Linked DNA regions of Homo sapiens: regions 1 and 2 are each linked to region 3. Evidence: chromatin contacts called from ENCODE Hi-C or POLR2A ChIA-PET data. All regions are on one chromosome and are shown on one strand. Each heading gives the region's core, a stretch centred on a gene start or an enhancer-like site at or near the end of the contact. The rest is flanking DNA. Distances are from core to core; before and after follow the strand shown. Region 1 holds the start of COPS8 (COP9 signalosome subunit 8). Region 2 has its middle 70 kb from the start of COPS8. Region 3 overlaps LRRFIP1 (LRR binding FLII interacting protein 1).

Region 1 (4,365 bases), core at 1,866-4,365, 610 kb before region 3:
CATCTCCAGGAACAGAGGGTCCTTGTGGGTGCCTCTCATTGACTTTCTTGCTTCTTCCCAGTCTCGATCCCTCTTCTGAGTCGCACCTCCGGAGATGACAGCCTTTTACACCACACTGCTCTTTCCTGTCCCCCTTCACTTCTCTCATTTACTATCAAAAGTCTGGGGGGAAAGGTGGCTCCAGCACAGTACAGTGACAACTTAAAACTGAATGTCAACCATCACAGCCCTGAAGACGCTTCAGTGCTTCACTGCCACTTGGAGTTCCCAGTGTCCAGGCCAGGGTCTCACCTTAGACCCCAACTGCTCCCAGAGACTCCTCTCTGCCCCCCAAGGACTCTCCTCCTACCCTCTCTGGCATCCAGGCTCCAACTCCCAAATTCCTGTACTGGCCTTCCAAAGAACAGCTTAGTCCTTTAAGTGACACCCCATCTCCACCTCTAACCTGTGATATGTATCAAAAGCCTCACCGGGATTTCCTATTCAGCAAACAGCCACCTTTGTAGGTTTCCACCTCTTAGAGGCCCAAAGCACCTGCCAAAGCGTTCACATTATAGTTTTCCCTTTAAATGATCAAATAGCCAAGCAGGGCTTCTATTGAATATTTCTTTGCCCGAAAAGGGTTAGAGACCATTATTACAAGCTTCAAAATCCTGCTCCTCATAGTTCTGTCAAGTGATCTTAGAATCATACTGCCCTCAGTCCTTCTCTTCCTTGCAGCCGTGGATGAAACTCTGTTGCTTTATTACTCCAAGATCTCTCTAGTTCTGCTAACTACTTATGTGCCCTTCTATTTAATGTTGGCAGTTCCTTGAGGAACACACAAGTGTTTTTTTTTTTCTTTACATTTCATTCAGGGAATTACTAAACAATCATTTCCACACAGAGATGTTGTGGATTACGCCAAAAAAAAAAAAAAAATCAAGGATGGCTGTCTCTGTCTTGAAATGCTTAATAATTTTATCTGTAAACTTGTGGTTTGTAAGTGAGGTCCATTAAGACAATGGAGCATGAGCCAGGGAAACGGGCCTCTACGTGTGGCCACTGATGTTCCATACAGCATTCATAATGCACCATGCACACTGAATTCCCTGTGGACCCCTGATGTTGCGAGGCCAGCAAGACTCAAAGTGAGCACAAGGTACTCGTGCTGTATCTACAACTGAGGGAGCTGGGTGCTGACACCCCAAAAGGCCGCACTTTTCCCCTTAAGAGAGTAAACTTGTTTCGAAGGCAGAAAGAAGGCAATGGTGTCTTAAGAAGCATGAAGAAACCATATTGTATGAGTCATGGTTCTCTAGAGGGACAGAACTAATAGGATATATATATTTATATATATATATATAGAGAGAGAGAGAGGAGTTTATTAAGTATTAACTCACATGATCACAAGTCCCACAATGGGCAGTCTTCAAGCTGAGGAACAAGGAGAGCCAGTCCAAGTCCCAAACTGAAGAACTTGGAGTCTGATGTTCGAGGGCAGGAAGCATCCAGCGTGGGAGAAAGATGTAGGCTGGCAGGCTAGGCCAGTCTCTCTTTTCGCATTTTTCTGTCTGCTTTACATTTCTAGCTGCACTGGCATCTGATTAGATGGTGTCCATCTAGATTAACAGTGGGTCGAACTTTCCCAGCCCACTGACTCAAATGTTAATCTCCTTTGGCAACACCCTCACAGACACACCCAGGATCAATACTTTGCATCCTTCAATCCAATCAAGTTGACAGTCAGTATTAACCATCACTCATATCATATATTTTCTTATTCATGCACTTCTTTATATTAGACACCTGATCATGCCAAAAGGCCAGTCCATAGTTCTTTTGCTTTTCAGTCCTTCCTTACGCATCGGTGAGTCCCAGGTCGAGAGTAGAGGTAGAATTCGTGCACGTAAAGTGCGATGAAAACGGGCAAGTTCACTTTGTGCAGCATCTGTTTTTACCAGCGTGGTTCTGGTAAAAACAAAATCTATATGCATGTATAAGCTATGAAGTACAAATTGCATAATTTCTGTGATTCCACATATGAGATCAGTGCACTTATATTAGTATTTAAAACTGGCATTGCACAACGTAAAGATGGATGGTGAACTTCATGCTAACAATTTAAATCTAAATTTTTCTTGGAATGATATTAAATAACACATAAAAACACTATGAAAAGAGAGAAACTGAGAGGAAAGAGAAAGTTTTATATTTTATGACCTCAGAGGCACTTTCTTTCTGTTTTTTGAACAAGGAAGCTCCGCACTTTTCTCTGAGCTCCACAAATTATGCAGCCAGCCTTGCAGCAGGCAACACATCAAAGCCTCTTTCCTGGGGGTCTAGTGAGGGATGTAAAACACAAATATGTTAATAATATACAATATAATGTCACTAACAGTAAGTGCTGTGCTAAACAAAAGCCAGGATGGCTACAGCAAGCCGGAGGGGAGCTGAGAATTAGATGTAAATTCTGAGGGATGGGAAGGGCCCTAGATTTTAGGGCGTTGTGCAGAAGAGTAACCAGATCTGCTCTACGTTTCAGGAAAGGAAAAAAAAATTCCCTCTGGCTGCGGTTCCGAGAATAGCCTGGAAGGAGGCAGGGGTCCCGGCTGGAGAAGCGTGGCTCCGGGGTGGGGCGTGCAGGGCTAGCCCGGGCGGGGGACGCTGCCCAACAAGCAGGTTTGCGGAGACTCACACCTTAGATTCTGAGTTTTTAAGCTTGTTTCCTCAGAGCAGGGAACTCACGAACGTTTCGTGAGCACCTACGGTATGCAGGGTACGGTGCGGAGCCCTAGCGTCACTGACGACCGGGACAGCCGAGCAGCTGCAGGATCCGTCGTGTTCCCCAGCAATTTTAATATTTAAAAATTCGTTACTGTTGCTGTTACTTGTTTTCTATGTATTGGATGTCTTCGTGAAGAACCCTCAAAAGTGCAACGAACTCCTCCCTGCCAGAGGGCGGCCGCGCGCTCTGAGTACAGCTTCCCGCGGAGCCGGCCAGGTCCTCCAGGGCACCGAGAAAGCCGGCCAGAACGGCGGCGCCCTATCCCGGCCGCAGCGATGTCTGACGGCGCCCCGGAACTGACGGTCTGGTACGCAGGGGCGCTCGGCGGCAACGGCGGCTTTAAACGTCATCGCGGGCGCGACGCCTGAGGGACAGTCTGGGGTTTGGCTGTCCGGACGGTGCAGCGGCGAGGCCGGCCGCGAAGATGCCAGTGGCGGTGATGGCGGAAAGCGCCTTTAGTTTCAAAAAGTTGCTGGATCAGTGCGAGAACCAGGAGCTCGAGGTAACCCTTTGCGTCGCGCTGGGAGAAACTGCGGAGTAGTCTTAGGCCCTGGGGCGGCACCAGTTTCCAGGGTAACGGGGTCTGAGGCTAGCGGGCTTTGGGAGCTCACGGGGCGGGCGTGGGAGGTGGACGTGTGGATCCCTGACCGCCGCAACCTGCTCCGACCGGGCCCGGTCTCCCCGAACTCGCCGGGACCTTTTTGTTATGTGTCTTCAGCTTGTGAGCCCGAAAACCCTGTGCGTCTTTGCTCCAGCACCTACCGATGAGCTCATATTAATTAGGCATCTTTCCTTCCCAGTATCGGGTTGGGAGAGGGTAGTAAAGTGGGTTTTATTAAAGATCTTGGTATACACACACACACTAACACACACACCGCAACTCACACGCACACCAAGAAAAATGTGACCATTGTAACCTTTTTTTAACTCACAAAGCCTTTCTCGTAATGTTGTCAAGTTAGCTTGCCATTTTGTCTTCAGTAAGACAGATGAAAGTTATGCAGCTGTTAAAGTTAATGTTTTTCTTAGACACTTAAAAAGGGTTTATATCATTAGTTTTAAAATTAAATAAAGGAGACAACATCCAGAAGCAGCAGCTCACTAATAGATAATAGATACTTTCCAGTTGAGTTAAAATGGAAAGAATTGTCTTTGCAACGCAGCTGTGGTGATTTTCTGTCTCTTATTCAGGACGCTTGATGTAATGGGCAGAATCAGAATGCTTCAGGAATCTGTCGAATTTGTTTCTTATAATAGTAAGATCATTTAAATGGGAATTTGAGAACTGGGGAAGGGGATCCACTTACATATTCTTGAATGTATAAAGAAACTGAAGCCCAAAGGGAGATAAATCAAAGCTGATGACGAATATAAACTTAATACTCAGAATTTTCGTGTTTGATACTTCTCTAAGCTGTTTCTAAATCTATAATAGGACTATAAGATTACTTATAGTCTTAGACTAAAAAGGCTTACTTTTAAAATTAGCATTTATAAAATATTATTTTAAAAATGAAAGTTAAAGGGTAAATGAGGTTTTTAAAATTTTGTGTTGTTTTGTTTTGTTTTCATTTTTGGCCTTCTAGGCCCCTGGAGGA
Region 2 (4,707 bases), core at 1,922-4,421, 540 kb before region 3:
TGTCACAAGCTCTCGTAGTAGAGCACATCGCCCCATAATTTCCTTGACTTTGTTGTCTTGTGTATAAATAAGCACTGTACCTAAGGTGGGTGCCTTCCTCCTGTTGCTTTCAGGAATGCCCTGCTCTGTCTAGGGAGTAGACATTCTTTTATTCCCTTACTTTCTTAATAAACTTGCTTTCATTTTACTTTGTGGACTCGCCCTGAATTCTTTCTTGAGTGAGATCCAAGAACCCTCTCTGGGGGTCTGGATCCGGACCCCTTTCCGATAACAGTTTGACTGGGCTGAAGTCCAGGTGTCGACAGGATTGATTTCTTCCAGGGGCTCTAGGGAGGATTCATTTCCTTGCCTTTTCCAGCTTCTGGGGGCCACCTGTGTTCCTTGGCTTATGGCCCCTTCTTCGTCTTCAAAGAGCATCACTCCAATGTCTGCTCCAGTGGTCCCATTTTCCCTCTGACTCTGACCCTCTGGCTTCCCCCTTTATAAGGACCCTGTGACGACATAGGGCCCATTTAGATATTCTAGGACAATCTCTTCATTTCAAGAGACTTAATCACATCTGCAAAGTCTTTCTTCCATGTAAGGTGACATTCAGATTCTGGGATTAGGATGTAGTCATCATTGGCTGGGGGGTCATCATTCAGCCTTTCAAACCATAGGTCTTGACTGCTAATGGGTCATGAGAGCAATTTAATGGATCATAAATAGCATTTTTATAAAAATGTGATAGAATAGAATAATAGAATAATCAGAGGCACCACATTTGATACAGGTAAGTGCTGCCTTGTGAAATTTATCTCAGGAATACTCATCTACAGGTCTACATACCCAAGCAAATGTGTCTACAGGGTTCCAGAGCTAAAGGTTGGGCAAATTTGGAAAAACATGGCTGTAGAATATCTGTTGAATGACATTGCCTAGAGTGACCCAGTGAAGATAGAAGAGAACTTGGAGTGAGGCAATTGACCATGCCTTCCCTCTGCTGTGTGACCTTCAGTAAGTCAATTAACCTCTCTGAGTTTGTTTACTGGACTGTAAAACAGGGTTATTGTAATGATCAAATGAAAAAAAAATTGTGAAAGTTCTCTGGAGACATACAAATGTCAGGCAAGGTGGTTAGTGTGGTTAGTCTTCGAGAAGTGAATTGCCTTGAATAAAAGGGGTCTTATATTTGCTGTTCCCTTCGCCTTCCACACGATGGCATCCTTGAAACACAGGGAGGTGGCTGCAGGTGGCCTGTTGTGGCAGCTAGAAAAAGGTGCTAAGGATGTGGGGACATGTATTTCAAACTTTAAAGGGCCAAGGTCTCCACATGAAGGGTCGTCTCGTGAAAAGACTATATTGATATGATTTCCTTTTCCCTTCCAGTGGCAAATCCCCTCCTGACAGGCAAGCTCTTTGCCAAACAGGCGTTTTCCAGTCCTCAGAGCAGCTGCACATCATTATAAACAGTCCCTAAGTAAAGGATTGGCCCTGGACCATGTTGGGTCAATTAGCCCCTTTCTCACCTGGTTCTTTCCACCAAATTTCCAAAACGTTCAGTCTCCCACCACCCAAAACAGAAAACCCTGGTCCCTGCACTCAGAGTTACTACCTTTTATTTATTTTTTTTAAGAGATGGGGTCTCACTATGTTGCCCAAGCTGGACTCGAACGCTTGGGCTCAAGCAGTCCTCCAGCCTCAGCCTCCCAAATAGTTTGGATTACAGGTACCCGCCAGTGCACCTGATTTTAAAATCGCTACCTCTCTTCCTTCCCTCTGCCACCAGATTTCTAGAAGGAGCAGGGCACTCTTGCCTCTGCTTCTGCTATTTATTGACTCTGACTTTCAACCCACAATTCCACACACGGAAGCTCCTTTTCTTCATGGCCTCCTAATTGCAAATTCACATTTTCATTCCAATTTCTTCCTGTGACTTCTCTGCTGTGCATGGTGTTGACCACTTTCTCAGAAACTTTGGGTCTTCCCAGCTTCATCTGGCCTCAGGTCCTGGCTCCTCCCTATATCCGCTCACATCTGGCCTCTCCCCATCAGTCCCTCAGCTCCATCCTCCCTCCACTAGCTGCCAATCATGTGTCCCTGGGTTTCTGTTCCCCACACAGGTGCCTCAGGCAATGGGACTTGCAGACCCACACTCTGCCCCAGCCTCTTGACATGCCCATCAGAGTCCTCATCTGCCATTTGAGAGACAGGAACCCTGGCTCAGATCACAGTATCTCCATGTACCCAGACAGCGGGATCCTAGCAAGAGGGGCTGTCTGCTCAAGGTCATGAGAAAGTGGCAAGCAAAAGAGAAGGGTCGCCTTCCTCGGGATGGGCCAGCCTGAAGGAGTCAGAAGAGCGGGGAGGTATGAGGAACTCTATCTTGGGGCTGAACAGAAGCCCACAGTGCAGCCAGGAAGTGTGACATGAACAGTTCAGGCTGTGCACAAAGACGGGGAGAATGCTGGAGGTTTCTTATGGCAATGAGAGTTTCACACACCTGCCTTATTGCTTAGCCTTTGTGTTTCCCCTCAGGGATTAGCAATGCAATTCGAAAATAAAACTCACTGTGTGGCTGTTGGAGGGGGTAGCACACAGGCTGCCTCACAGCCAGCACAGGCAAGAAAGTCCCCCCAGGACTCAACAGCAATGGATTTGCAGCGGTGGGTGGCGTTTCCTGTGCCTTTACCCTGGGCTGGCCCCTGTGAAGTGCTTTCTGAGGACTGTCTCAGTCAGTCTTTCCAGCAACCTCAGGAGGCATCATTACCCTCCCCATTTTACCATGAAGGAAACCGAGGCTCAGAGAAGCAAGGAAGTTCCCTAAGGTCACACAGCCGGCCCAGAGGATCAGAACACAAGCCCAGGGGACGCAGCCCCAGGAGCTAATGAGAAAAGTGCCTGTGATTCGGCTTCAGGTCATACTGAGCACTTCTGTAGGCCATGCAAACACATTCTTTTTTTCTTTTTTTCCTAATGCAGGTTAGGGCTTAACTGGAACTTAACTGGAAACTTCTGTGCACATCTGCAGACACAGAAAAATGAAAACTTTAGCAACCAGCTGCATGTCCCAGAGAACAATTTTCCAAGGATAAAAGACACTCAGTGACTTCACAAGCACGGCACTGTGATGTCCCCTCCCTCCCCCTTTCATGAAATTCAGATGTCATTAGAGTAGGCTCCTAACCGTCCTTACCACATCAGCCCTAGGATGCCTCACTGAGGGCATGCGCTCAGTCATCAAGAGCACGCGGTGGTTTGTGTGCAGAGGGAACTACCCAAGGGAACAAAAAATAAGAAAAGACCTCAAAGTGGCCCCTGCCCCTGCCCACAGACAGGGAACCGGGTCTTTGTTTTGCTTCCTACGGGGAAGCATGCCCTGGGCAGTGGGTCTGGGGTGTGAAGACAGCCACCTCCCCACTCCAGCGTCTGCGGCTGCAGGTAGGGGAGGAGGCTGGGAGGAGGCCCTTCCGCACTTCCAAGCTGATCAGCGCAGCGTGAGCGCCGGCGTGCGAGTGGGTGCCGCGTCCAGACGGTTTCCATTTCCCCGGATAACCACGGAAAACATGAATCAGGAGGGCCCCGCGCTGGCCCAGCTGCAGTGTGGGGGCACACGCCGGTGAGTCACAGGCTGTGCTGCCAGCGCTGTTTTTCACATTTCTGTCCAGGGAACAGTTTCTCACTGGACGTTCAGTTTTTTCAGTCCTCTCTTCCCCCAGGACGTTGCTCAGACTGTGTCCAAGGGCTCCCTGTGCCCGCAGTGAGATGACAGCTTTCCTGCTGCCGGTAACACTGAGGAAGGCTGATTGAGCACAGCTTAGGGGACAAGGTCCCTGCAAATCAGGGACACGGAGTAACTCCTGGTCCTCAGCACAGCCCCTAGAAGAGGGCGCCTCGCAGACCCATTTCACACATGAAGGAAGCAAGGTCAAAGCTCTGGCCCGGCCGCTCATCAGCTTCCAGGGCTCTGCCCTCGGAGTCCACGCTCTGAAGCGGGGTCGCGTCAGGCATCGCATCCCCAGCAGCTCACCGATCGCAGTTCCCAAACGGCCGTATGCCGCACACGTCCCAGCTTCTTCCGGTGGCGATGGCCACAGAGATGCGAGTGCTGTCACTGCTGAACGCAGCAGAAGGGCTAAGTGCCCACTCAGCCCAGGGCAGAGGAGCACAAGGTTCCTCCAACCTCGAACAGGCTTCCTAGCGTTCCCAGACCCCGTGCCCTCCTTAGAGAGGGAAGGATGCCACCTCCCTCAGGAGCCACTGCCAGGTCTGTGCCTGTACTTTGCACATATTGTCACCTCCGGTCCTACAACAACCCTCGGCGATGGGCAGGCTCGCTATCCCCACTTACAAGTGAGGAGACTGAAGATCAGAAAGGATAAGTGAGCGGGCCGTGATCACTCAGCTACTGAGTGGCGGGGCCAGGATCTGAACAGAGGGCTGGTGGCTCCAGGATCTGCAGTCCTGCTGAATTCTGGCGTTCCTCCCTCCTCTGACCCTCCAAGGCTGCCTGCACCTGTGGCAGAGAACACTGAGCTGCCTTTGCATAAATGTGCTCTCACACCATGCTCTGCTTTTCCACAGGGCTGTTCATTGCTTGACTTGGCACAATTCACAGTCACGTGCCACACAGTGACAGACCACATATAGGGAGGTGGTCCCATAGATTATAGTGGAACTAAAACATTTCTATTGCCAGGCCCCCCGGGGCTTTCTGAGTACAAGAAG
Region 3 (4,427 bases), core at 340-2,839:
GATGGCAGGAGGAGGATGGAGGTGAAGAGCTGCCTGCTGGACTTAGAGTCCTTGGAGAAGGGAAGAGTAAACATTGAGAACAGGATGTGAGGAAACTAGGGACAGGCTAATCAGAGGAGTAGGTAGAGGCACACCTGGAGCAGCTAAGGCACTGGCTACAGGGTCTATTACTTAAGGCTGGGAGCCTCCTGGGCGGGTCTGGGTTCAGATGACTTCGAGATGCTGCCGGGAGGAAGGGAGAGGAAAGTCTGGACTGTGTCCAACTGAGTAGTTATGTGATCAGCCCAGGCCCACTGTCCCTCACCCCCAGTTCCAGAACCCAATAAGCTTTGAAGACCGGAAGGTTTGTGTTTTGTTTTGTTTTTATAAGTTTGTGGCAGAATTTTGGCAGTGAGACTTGCCCTGTCCAATGGGGGGCTAGTTTTGGTCTTCACTGATCCCTCTGAGTGTGAATTTTCTTACGTTTCTCTGCAGTCTTGTTGATGTCTTTGATTAAGGGCTGCTACTCTGGGTTGTACCAGAATATATGGTGTATGCATCTTACTACGTTTCTAATGTCCAAAAATGCTGAATTCTGAATCATGGCCCCAAGGGTTTTCAGAGAGAAGTTGTGAACCTGTAGGAGCTTTTCTTGGTAAATGGTAGCAAAAACTGTATCAGAGTGAGACATGGTGAACAAAAGCAAAATGCAGTTCCTGTTAAGAGGCTAATGTTCAGGTAGGGAAGGAAATGTGCTGAGTGGTGATGGGAATTGGGGGTCATCATGGGTGGGGGGTAGGGCGTCACCCAGCGGCTGCCCTGGGCCATGGGCTGGGTATAGGCACAGGAAAGTGGTTGTGGGTGTTTCACACTGGTTTGTGCCAGTTCTTGCTCTGCATTGTGTCCGTGGGTTCAGGGATGGGTCTCCTGCGGAAAGGAGGGACTGGGGGCCGCACCCATGCAGAGGAGAGCCGGGTTGGTCAGAGGAAGTAGATTTGGCAAGCTCCACCTCAACTAGAAGACAAAAGCAGGATCTGAGTGGGAGCCTGGGCTTCTTCAGCAAGTGGGCACCAGCCCTGGAGCTGTAGGAGAGGGTCCGATGCGGACAGTGGAGACACTGTGCATTTCTGCAGCTTTTGTAACTTCCCTGTGTTTGCGATGGCTTGTGTCACCCCGCTCTCTTTCCACATACTGATTAGCATTCAGCCCTTCTAAATGACCAGCACTGTCCCAAGAAAGGGCTGTTAGGGGAGAGCGTGGACACACAGTCTCCCAAGTCCCATCTCATTATAGGTACCTGGGCCAGGGTCCCCAGGTGTGGGAGAGTGGAGTCTTGACCAATATGGGGATGAATCAGTTGGCACGAGGCGGGCTGGCCCTGCTCTAGCTCAGTCTGAGATGGTGGAGCGTGGAATCATATGGTGTGTGTTTTAGGCATGTCATTTCCCCGGGCAGGTAAGACATAAATATAGTAAGGTAGGTCTTTTCTAGTAGTATTGAGAGTGTCCTACTGGGGCAAAGATGGAGACTAAATTTCCCTTTTTCTTTAAGAGTCAGTTTCTGTTCAGCCTGAGTTAATATCCCACAGCGGAAGCCTCCTTAGCAAATTTCAAAAAACCCTGCAGTCTCAACTGCCACTTATGCTGAGCACAGGAAATCAAGTTATTTATAGTTGCAGAACGGTGTTTCAGCGAAGTTGATTGGAGAGTTACCTGATTATAGTGAGATTCTTATCCAATCCCTACAGAATTGTGAGACTAAATGTTGGTGCAGCATGTTTGGTCCTCAAAAGGCAATGTCCAAGAGGAACTTCTTATCCCCGAAAAATCAGGCTGTGTGACTCAGCAAAGGAATTGTTTATGACTGGTTACTCATATGCCAGTGCTTCCAGAATATCTGCTCGTATTTAAAGGAGTGATCTTGAAGCCCCAGAGGCCATAATGTTTAGATTACCAACCTCTTCACCAATCAGTAAGTCCATTACATCTCACTACGTGTTAGACATGGGACAGGAGAAGAGGATTTTTATTACCTCACTGTTATTACTGGAGGCCGCCCAAATTTGTTTTTTGTTTTTTTTTTTTAAATAAAGAAGCTTGTTTTCATGGAATGGACTTACTAGAACTTTTATTATTCAGACTACCTAGATAAAATTAAGTAAATTCGTTTCTTTCTCCCAAATTAAATATTTTGACTACATGCAAGATTTAATCATTCAAAATTGCCATGTATTTGATTATAGACCAGTAGTATAATCCCCCTGCCCCAGGCCAGATTCCAAAACAATAAACCAAAACACACACACACCTGGCAACAGAAATTATATGTATTCCGAGACTCATTCATTCATTTTGGAAAGGGCCAGTGTTTCCAGTGGTTTCTCCTTGGGATTGTAACTTTACAACTTTAAAACTAGGTAAGTAGTTTTCCCTTGAATCTAAAGTATAACTACTTTGTAGTAGAGAAGTAATTTATCTTAAATCACTATAATGAAGATTTACTCTTAATTTTAACCAAAATGTTTCATTTATTTGTGTAATGAAGATGATCAAAGCAACGCCACCTGTGATCCTTCTGTCTTTTTTACTGTATGTGGCACGTGGCTGTGTGATTTTCCTAGGGAAAGGAGTGGGCTTTCCCTGTGGGTTGAGAACCTCTGTCCCCCTCCTCTGAAGTTTCCCCAGTTTTTCCTGCTTCTCTGCTAGGTGGGTGCCTTAGCATGCTTGTCTTCTCATCGTGCTTCTAAACTTCTCTGAACCGGATTTATACTCTTAGGTCAGTAGCTGTCAAAGAAGACACTAAGTAGTGAAAGTAGCTAATATTTACCAAACCCCTGCTGCGCCCACCTGGTGTTTTATGTGAAGGTCTTCTCTAACCCTTGCTGTAACCTCATGGGGAGCAGATCGTTTTCTCTCAGTTTTTCAGATAAAGAGGAAACTGAGGCTCAGAAAGGTCAGGGACTTTCCAAGCCCTCACAGCTAGTCAGCAGTGGAGCCAGTTCAGACCCAGGCCTGCTGACTCGGAACTGGTACTGATAACTGTCACCACTGTATGCAATGCTGCAGGCAGGGGCTGGCAGGTAGTAAATGTGCAAGATATAGCTGTGGCTGCCACGGCTGCTGCTGCTGCTTTTGTCGCTGTTGTCAGCTTTTCTTGGCAGCCCTGCTGTCTCATACCCCAGTATTGGGGCTGAAGGATTTCTTTTTACCAAAGCTGCCTCTTAGGACAGAAGTCCTTGTCTTGAATGCATACTGGGAAGTCTTCACTCTGTCAAACTTTTCTGTTCTCTGCCTGGTAATTTCCAGACAGAAGAGAACATTCAAAGAACGAACTTACTTTCCTTCTTTTTTTTTATTGAGACAGTCGTGCTTGATTGCCCAGGCTGGAATGCAATGGCACAATCTCAGCTCACTGCAACCTCCGTTTCCCAGGTGCAACCGATTCTCCTGCCTCAGACCTCTGAAGCAGCTGGGACTACAGGTGCCTGCCACCTCACCCGGCTAATTTTTGTATTTTTAGTAGAGATGGGGTTTCACCACATTGGCCGGGGTGGTCTCAAACTCCTGACCTCAAGTGATCCTCCCATCTCGGCCTCCCAAAGTGCTGGGATTACAGGCATGAGCCACCACACCCGGCCCAATGAGCTTTACTTTTCTACATAAGGAAAATAATGGTAGAAATGAAATAGCTGTGAAACTTGTTTTGCTATTTTTGTACCATGCTAAAATGTTAACTACTGCTTATGTCGGCATACACCTGAGAGCTGCTGTGATTTAAGCCTTTTTATTTTTCTGGGTATGATGTAACTCCTCCCCTACCTCATCCAAGTAGATAAGTTCATGGAGGATAAACATGACAGCTGCTGTTTCTTTTATAGCTGGTTCCAGGGAATATCCACTGAATATAGGAAAGATTGTCAGTTGCTGTGTGCTGCCCTGGTGCTGGTGGAGCTTTCAGCCTTCTTCTCAGAGGAAACAATTTAAATGTTTTTGTGAAACCCTAGAGGTCTGGGGTTTGTAGGACAGTCTTGAGCAGAGCAGGCAAAGGTGAAGGGAGTGGAGCCCAGACGTGCTGCCTGGAGGGAAACCTGTCACCTGGAGAGGAAACGGCACAGGGGAGGCCCAGCCGCCCTCGCCTCTCAGTCCCGCACGTCTCTGTTAGTGGTAGTCATGGTTCTTGTATTTCCATCATGTTGAGGCAATTGAAGGAAATATGAAGATTCATTCATCTCAGGAAAAGCAAGAAATGTATTAACAGCAAGAGTAGAAGTTCACTTGCATGGAAGATACTGTATAGCGTATTTATTTCTTAGCGCCAGTGGGAGTAGCTGCTAAGCCCAAGATTGTGTTGTGAGGTTTGAATAGGTCAATGTGTGAGTCATCAATAAAGTAACATCAATCATTTTGTTCCCGATTAATACGTTTGCTATTTTAGGATGCGAAGGACTT

Evidence for each region. A loop is a pair of places that touch in the nucleus more often than their neighbours do. ChIA-PET counts read pairs that join two places held with the same protein, here RNA polymerase II (POLR2A). Pooled maps may share reads with other maps.
Region 1: a loop to region 3 is called in a map of CD8-positive, alpha-beta T cell, with 4 times the contacts of the local background. The contact joins the promoter of COPS8 here to the enhancer-like site in region 3. A Hi-C loop is called at or near these places in 1 of 168 maps with a recorded cell type or tissue (CD8-positive, alpha-beta T cell), 3 of 37 single-sample maps with no recorded cell type and 12 of 50 pooled maps. POLR2A ChIA-PET finds 5 or more read pairs at or near these places in 1 of 52 experiments (MCF 10A).
Region 2: a loop to region 3 is called in a map of OCI-LY7, with 4 times the contacts of the local background. The contact joins two enhancer-like sites. A Hi-C loop is called at or near these places in 1 of 168 maps with a recorded cell type or tissue (OCI-LY7) and 5 of 50 pooled maps. POLR2A ChIA-PET finds 5 or more read pairs at or near these places in 1 of 52 experiments (OCI-LY7).

What each region holds. Positions count from the first base shown.
Region 1 is chr2:237,082,774-237,087,138 of GRCh38, forward strand. COPS8 (COP9 signalosome subunit 8) reads left to right here and starts at 3,116. Exons shown (of 8, transcript NM_006710.5): 1 at 3,116-3,269; 2 at 4,354-4,365. The coding sequence starts at 3,192. COPS8-DT (COPS8 divergent transcript) reads right to left here and starts at 3,048. Exons shown (of 3, transcript NR_187934.1): 1 at 1,383-3,048. RefSeq lists enhancers at 2,162-3,056, 2,697-3,246, 3,057-3,951.
Region 2 is chr2:237,153,045-237,157,751 of GRCh38, forward strand. No RefSeq gene overlaps it. Among named protein-coding and RNA genes, the nearest start is that of COPS8, 70 kb to the left of the region's middle. RefSeq lists an enhancer at 2,995-3,529. Within about 2 kb of position 3,172, at least 17 of the 41 ENCODE cell types and tissues checked have a DNase peak (open chromatin) inside an H3K27ac peak, as active enhancers do; they include OCI-LY7, where a contact is called at or near this core.
Region 3 is chr2:237,693,707-237,698,133 of GRCh38, forward strand. All of the region lies in intron 1 of LRRFIP1 (LRR binding FLII interacting protein 1), which reads left to right. Among named protein-coding and RNA genes, the nearest start is that of LRRFIP1, 68 kb to the left of the region's middle. RefSeq lists enhancers at 876-1,055, 3,378-3,587. Within about 2 kb of position 1,590, at least 23 of the 41 ENCODE cell types and tissues checked have a DNase peak (open chromatin) inside an H3K27ac peak, as active enhancers do; they include CD8-positive, alpha-beta T cell and OCI-LY7, where a contact is called at or near this core.